2 separate regions of the Homo sapiens genome follow, and region 1 is linked to region 2. Evidence: chromatin contacts called from ENCODE Hi-C or POLR2A ChIA-PET data. All regions are on one chromosome and are shown on one strand. The core of a region is the stretch at or near the end of the contact, and the rest is flanking DNA. Distances in the headings are between cores, read along the strand shown. Region 1 has its middle 53 kb from the start of ARHGEF3-AS1. Region 2 has its middle 24 kb from the start of ARHGEF3.

Region 1 (3,631 bases), core at 991-3,490, 62 kb after region 2:
GTATGGGATAATTTCCATCCTACAGGTTAATAAACTGAGGTCAGGAGAGAGAAGCAATTTGCTCAAAGTTACATGGTTACAGCGTAACACTCTGAATCCAGGATTCTAATTCCTAGGGCAAAGCCTTTTACATACACTGTTCAAAGGTTGGTGGCAAATAGGTTACATCTCACTTGCCATCCAGAATGTCTGGTAGTGTCTGCTTGGAGCACTGTACTGAGAAGGACTGCACAGCATAGCAAGCCAGAGAATGCTGTGATCACAATCAGCAACACGTGCTGGGCAATGAATTGGGGCATGGCAGCATGGGCGTCCTGCTGCCTAGAGTAACCCCATGCCCTTCTTGAGTTCTGCTTCTCCTGCCTTGGGAGGCTACAGTATTATACCTGAGATCTTGGGAGGTATCAGGAGGAGGTTGAGACTCTGGGATGTTATCTGTAGAGTAGAAATAATGCCTTCCAGGTTAGGGTGTTGTGAGGATCATAGATGTTGGGCGACAAGACCTGGCACATAGTAGGTGCACAGTAAGTGGCAGCTCCTGTTATGAATTGCCCAGACCATAGGCTACACCGATACATGCTGCAACCTGGTATTACCAGATTATTGAGTTTTATGGTGCTACAGTTCCATTCCTTGAGCTCAATGATTTTGTCAACCTGACATGTTGACAGTAGCCTAGATGCACATTGATGCAGGAAAGTGAATAATAAGAGAAGCTCCTCTCCTCACAGGCATGCAGCCCTCTCCAGACCAATTCAACACACTACCCAGCTTTGGAGCCAAGCCTCATGAGTTCCCCCAACCCAGTTCCTGCCAGATACTGCCACCTGCTCCAAGTGTCAAATCCAGAAGACAAATGGCCTCCAATGGTCTTTTTAATTCAGCCATAGACAGTCAATCTGGGATAGAATGATCTCCTTAAGGAACCCACATGTTTTATAAAATAAAAACTGCATGAATTATGAAAATGAATTTTCTTTTCAATTTTCTTACATAGGGAGGTGACTGACCACTGCCAGCAACAAAAAAGTAGCCTGAAGTTTAAACTCTGGGCTCAGAACGAAAATTTCACAAACCATCACTAAGTCACTTGTTCATTTGCTCTGTGTTCACTGAGCACTTTTGACACGCAAAACCCCATTCTGGGTCCTTGGATATAGCAGTGAATGAGCCAGGCATGTTCCCTGCCCACTAGTTTGGAGTAAAAATAAAACAAAGTAATTACAGATTGTGATCTCTGTCATGAATGAGTCAGATAAGGTGCTAAGACAGAGGCTAGCAGGGCAGACCCATTTTAGAAAGATAATTTTATTTAATTGTTTTCTGGGTTTTGGTTGACCTTTTCATGAGACATAAGCCCATGAAGGCAGGACTTGGTCAGTCATGCTCACAGTCCCAGAGCCTGGGACAATCCCTGGTACACAGCCAGCTTCCCTTAAAATAGGATTTCTGGATTTTGTTGATCCTCTTGGTCCTCCTCCCTTTGCTTGTCTTCTTCACTAATTGCCCAACTCGAGAGGGCCACAGGAAGAGAGAACAGAAAGGACCTGGTGAAGAAGGGCGTACAGATGGAAACACCACATAAAGACATTTCACGCTCTACCCAGGAACTGGGATTTCTAGAATATTGGGGTGTTGACCTCATGCCAGTGATCTACAGAGTAGCTCATGGAAGAAATCACCAGTTGGAAATAAGCCACGGAAACATAAACAAATGAGCATCTCAGAAAGCAGAGAGTGCAACAGGACACGGCACTCACTTTGAACTTCACTGGAGCTACTACTACTAATAATTCACACTGATAATAATGAAAGCTTTAGCCTATTGAACGCTCACTACATGTCAGGCACAGAGCTAAATCCTTATATGCATGATCTCATTTGATCCTCATAACTACCCCATGAGGTAGGTGGATAATGGTTATCATCTCCATTCTACAGAGTAGGAGATGAAGGCTCAAAAAGGGGCAGGAATTTGTCCAGGGTTTCATGATTAGCAAGTGGCAGAGCCTGGATTCAAATCCAGGTCTTTCCTACTTCAAACTATGTGCTTCCCCACCATGCTGTCCCGTCCCAGAGTCTGGGATGGCACATCAGACCTGCACAGAAGGTCTAGGAAGGTGTTGAGCATGAGGAATATGGCAAGAAAATAACCTTTATTCTACTAGAGAGACTGGTCTTCAAGACCACAGCACACACTGTCTAGACCAAATCAATTTTGTGGTCCTTTCTAGTTTTAAGAGCTATCAGTGTCTGCTATCAGGTAGCAGGCATTGGTGGCAAGCACTGGTGGCAAATAGGTTACGTCTCACTTGCCATCCAGAATGTCTGGTAGTGTTTGTTTGGAGCACTGTATTGAGAAGGACTGCACAGCATAGCAAGCCAGAGAATGCTGTGATCACAATTAGCAACATGTGCTGGGGAACGAATTGGGGCACAGCAGCAAGGGCGTCCCGCTGCCTAGAATAACCCCATTTCCTTCTTGAGTTCTGCTTCTCCTGCCTTGGGAGGCTACAGTATTATACCTGGGATCTTGGGAGGTATCAGGAGGAGGCTGAGACTCTGGGATGTTATCTGTAGAGTAGAAATAATGCCTTCCAGGTTAGGGTGTTGTGAGGATCATAGATGTTGGGTGACAAGACCTGGCACATAGTAAGTGCACAGTAAGTGGCAGCTCCTGTTATGAATTGCCCACAGGAAGTAAAAAATGCCATTTTACTTCCTCTGCATAAAAAACCACTGATCAGTTACCTGGGGGCGTTCCCAGGCAGGAAGGGCACTGTGTGTGAACTGTGCATTTGCACACTTGGTCTGACAGGTTCCCAGCCAATTTGAGGAGCCAAGGACCCACCCTGTTATTCTTGTCAAATTTACTGAAGCAAAGGCACAGTCCACTTCCCTTTCAACCATGAAAACAAAGCACCTTCGGTGAGCCCAATAATTGTGCTGTAGTCTCTGCACTCTGATTTCAGCACATAACTTTAACCCCTCAGTGCCCTGTGCTGAGCAGTAGGTCAGTGAATAATTTCTAAATGGGTGACTAAAAGAAAGAATGAATAAAGGAGGCCAGTGTTTTTGAGGTGACACCTTTCCCTTTCATTAACCACCTGGTGGCAAAAGGGCAGCCAAAATTAAATCAAAAACCTCAAAAGTGAAGGTCATTGAAGGCTTAAATTCTTCAACCTCAAATCTCCTTGGAGAAAAAACCTGCCCATTCAAGCTAAGATTCTTGTTTTTCAAATAAGAGCTTTTTTTTTTTTTTTTCTTACCAGCAGGGGCATTTATTTTCCTTAAAATGCACAGACATGTTAAAAGAAATTACAGTTGTTTAGACATTGGTCCAAGTGGGACATTGGCCATTTCCACTCCTACGAAAAGGAATGTCAGATCTGTTCAAGGGTGAGGCACATCCCTGACCAACGAATCTATCCATGTACTGCCCTGGGCGACAGTCTGGGGACTCAGTCTCTGTGCTTTAAGAGCAAGTAATCCAAGATTGATAACACCTCAGATGGAAAGGGAACATCCAGCTGAACCAAACCCTAAATGAACTTAATGGGCACCTGACCCCTTTGTCTCAATGCCACGTGCCTATATGGGGGTGGGGAGAAAGGCAGTTACAGAGGAGAAT
Region 2 (3,482 bases), core at 146-2,645:
AGGCACTAATCTGTGAGCCAAACCACATGACCATTTGTGAGTCTATGTGGTATTTGTCAGTACCTGTCACCAAGATAACAGCTTAATCTTGAAAAGGGGAGTAAGAATATGTTAGAGGAGACTTTCAAGAGATTCCCCTTTAAAAAACTAAACAAAGAGAAAAGATCTTGAGGAAAGGAAAAAAAAAAAAAAAAAAACAGAACGAGCCAGATGGACGAGAAGGCTGTACTAAAACCAGTCCTTCAGGGAGTTAGTGCAAACTTTTGTCAAAGATTATGGAAAAGCTACTGTTTCAAAGCCTGTGGACATCAGAGGAAAAAACACAAGAGATAGTTTGCTTAACAGAGAGCTTTAAGCAATTCAAGTTCAAACAGAATTCCAGGAATTAAGAAGAGAGGAAATTGCAAGGTGCTTTGCAAACCACTGCAAAGAAAAAGATGTTTACAAAATGTCAGTGATAAAAATGGAGATTTTGTTGTGGTGGTATTTATTTTGGAGGGGGAAGGAGTAAGAATGGGACATAACAATAGTAATAGTAATCATAAATGGTTGCTTTACTAGCAGCCAGGCTTTTTTGATCACAATTAGGGGCAGCATTGTGCTGAGCACTTTGTAAGTATCATCTCCTTTAATCCCCAGGACAACCTTTAGAGCTCAATCCTTCTAATGACTCCCATTATAGATGAGGAAACTGAGATTCGGTCAGGCTCTACTACTTCTTTGAGGTCAGAGTGACAGGATTATGATTCAAACCCAAATTTGCTTAAAAGCCTAGCCTTTGAACCATTTACACACTAGTATATAATTACCAGGTCTCACAGCTCAATACTGTTTTTGAAGATTATTGGCAATTATTAAGTTCAGAGCTGATGACCAGCTTGGTCAGCTTTCCACGTGCTTGCCTTCTTTCCTAAAGATAAAATGAGAGGAATGAACTACTATCCAGTCCACTTTAGCAATTGTTTAGGGTGTTTTCTGGAAACTGTGGGAAGGAATGGATTAGAAAAATCTAGGAGTTCATTTATAGCCCATCATTAAGAGCTAATGATATAACAGGATTCTCAGAGTAAAACACTTCAGTGGCATCACTGTTTAAAGATTTTGTTAAACGATGTATACCTGTAAAAAAGAGTGAAGAAACTCTGTGAGGTGACAAGGTCAGGGTGACACAAGCCAGTTAATTATGCAGCACTGTTAGGAATCCATATACTGGAGTGTAGCAGCCCCAGTCTGGATTCTGATTCCACCAGTAATTTGCTCTGAGACCCTGGGTGAGTGAGTAATCTTTCTGAGCCTCAGTTTCCTCGCCTATAAAATGGGGATGAAAAGAGTACCTCCCTCATAGGGCTATTGTGAAAACTGCATGAGATGATGCAGTGAAGGCACAGGGCACAGTGCCAGGCATGGTAAACGTCAGCTAATATTCCTGGCACAGCCAACAAAGTAGCCATGCCACTCCATTTACAGAGACCCCTGCACTCCACGCCACATTCTTCACAAGCTATAGAATATTCAGGTGTGGAATGAGTTCTAAAATGACGTTCACAAAAGCACCAATTTAAGAATCCAGCCCAATTTGAGACCTCATTCTTTTTCCAAACTATAGTCAGCAGTTGGGAAGAGGGAAACAATCCCTCTCTATGTTCTTTTCTGCTGGGATTTGGTATTTGACAAATGCCAATTACATGATGATAGCTTTTCTGACAAATTCCATTTAGGATCTCAGAAACCCATCATCAGTAATAGGCAGCAACATTTTCTGTTTGTTTAGTTTTATTTTGTAATGCAGTTGAGAATCGACTAAAGTTATTGCTCTTATCACATGACAGCAACTCGGTGAGGCTTCATTTTTATAGGCTTAACAGAGTCCATCTACTCTATTCAAGACTTTCATTGTTTGTGATGCTGGCCACCTGGAGCCAATTATTTAAGAGCTTCAAGAACAAGCAGCTCATACTGCGGTGCATTCTGGGGCTTTGGCTCACTCAGCTTTGGTTCCTCCCTTTTCTGATCATGGCTCTACAACTTTCTTTAGGGAAACTGCCTCTCCCCAATTCTCGGAGCTTATGGTTAAAATGGGACTGAGCCTGCTATCAGTTTCTTTGGGAGTACATGTGACTCAGGACTGACCAATCAGCAACCCTTCCTTCTAGTAACTGGTTCAGTTCCTTCTAGTAACTGGTTCAGGAAGAGGCATGAGAACCAGGCTTGGGATTTTTGCAAGAGAAACTAGACAAGAAAGTACCCTTAAGTTAGAAGGGGGTAAGCTTGGCACTCATTGTTTGTGGTCATCTTTCTACCAGAAGGGGAGAGCATATCTGAGAATGAAAGCAACAAGGAAAAATGAAAGCTGAGAAGTGAGGAGAAAAAGAGATTCCTAAGCAAAAATAAGCACCTGGATCCAGCCATGCCTGAAGGTTTGACTGTTACATAAGCATGACACCTGGTCTTTTCTGTTACCTAAACATAAATTCTCTATTTGCTTAAAGAAATTTGAGCTATGTTTCTGTCACAACTAGAAGCATTTTGATTCAAATATATACAAAAGAGACTCTACCACATAAATGAGTAGCTGCCTTCTTACTTTTTTGCACTATTCAGGATTTATATTATATATCTAAGTCTTGCTTCCCTCAACAAGATCATAAGCTCTTTGAGACTAGGAGACAAGCATAATAACCTATTGATACAGCCATACACTTTGGCCAAAAACAAACCCATGAGGGCTAAGGAATTATTTCATAACGATATCAAAGAGAAGAAAGTAGGAAAATGTCAAGGATGTTTCACAGGTTAGGTTTTGAAGGCTGATGGCATGGGGAGTCAGGGATCTCATAAGTATCCAAAGCTACCTCCAAAAGCTTCATTTGTTTAGTTGCCCACTCCTGAACCTCACATTTTACACTTTACCAGCTCAGCAGATGGAAAACCCCTACCAAAGTATCAGACTAAAGGTCTTCTAACTAGAACTGTGAAGAACTCACTGCTTGTCACCCAATGGTACCAATAAATCTGCTTTTTTGCTTAAATGAAAATTCACTACCCCAAATATTCTTCATATGCCAACTCTGACCACATTTGGATAGGATAATTTTATTTGAGTGCTTTAAAAAGTGTTTTTTTATTTTTTAATTTTTTTTCACATTGTATACCAGGATAAGCACCAAATACATCAAAGATGTAAATGTAAATATGAAAACATAAAAGAGAAGAAGATGGGCCTTTCCCTAGTGTAGGAAAGACCTTGCTAACTATGACTCAAAGTCCGGAAGCCAGAAAAGATTGATAAAATTTGTATCCTAAAATATAAAAAGATAAAATCACTTTAAACACTTTTACATGGCAAACAAGAACAACAATGAAAATATAAGCAAAGACAAATGACAAACTGGGAAAATATAGTTACAACTCGTATCCATTTCAGCACCAATCTCTGTAATATATAAAGACTTCCTAGAAATCAAGAAGCAAAGGACAACCAC

Evidence for each region. A loop is a pair of places that touch in the nucleus more often than their neighbours do. ChIA-PET counts read pairs that join two places held with the same protein, here RNA polymerase II (POLR2A). Pooled maps may share reads with other maps.
Region 1: a loop to region 2 is called in a map of endothelial cell of hepatic sinusoid, with 3 times the contacts of the local background. The contact joins two enhancer-like sites. A Hi-C loop is called at or near these places in 1 of 168 maps with a recorded cell type or tissue (endothelial cell of hepatic sinusoid) and 3 of 50 pooled maps. POLR2A ChIA-PET finds 5 or more read pairs at or near these places in 5 of 52 experiments (CD4-positive, alpha-beta memory T cell, Caco-2, activated CD4-positive, alpha-beta T cell and 2 more).

The regions. Positions count from the first base shown.
Region 1 is chr3:56,884,856-56,888,486 of GRCh38, forward strand. It overlaps a transcript of ARHGEF3 not described here. Among named protein-coding and RNA genes, the nearest start is that of ARHGEF3-AS1, 53 kb to the right of the region's middle. RefSeq lists a silencer at 2,676-2,735. Within about 2 kb of position 2,241, at least 4 of the 41 ENCODE cell types and tissues checked have a DNase peak (open chromatin) inside an H3K27ac peak, as active enhancers do.
Region 2 is chr3:56,823,809-56,827,290 of GRCh38, forward strand. It overlaps a transcript of ARHGEF3 not described here. Among named protein-coding and RNA genes, the nearest start is that of ARHGEF3, 24 kb to the left of the region's middle. Within about 2 kb of position 1,396, at least 2 of the 41 ENCODE cell types and tissues checked have a DNase peak (open chromatin) inside an H3K27ac peak, as active enhancers do.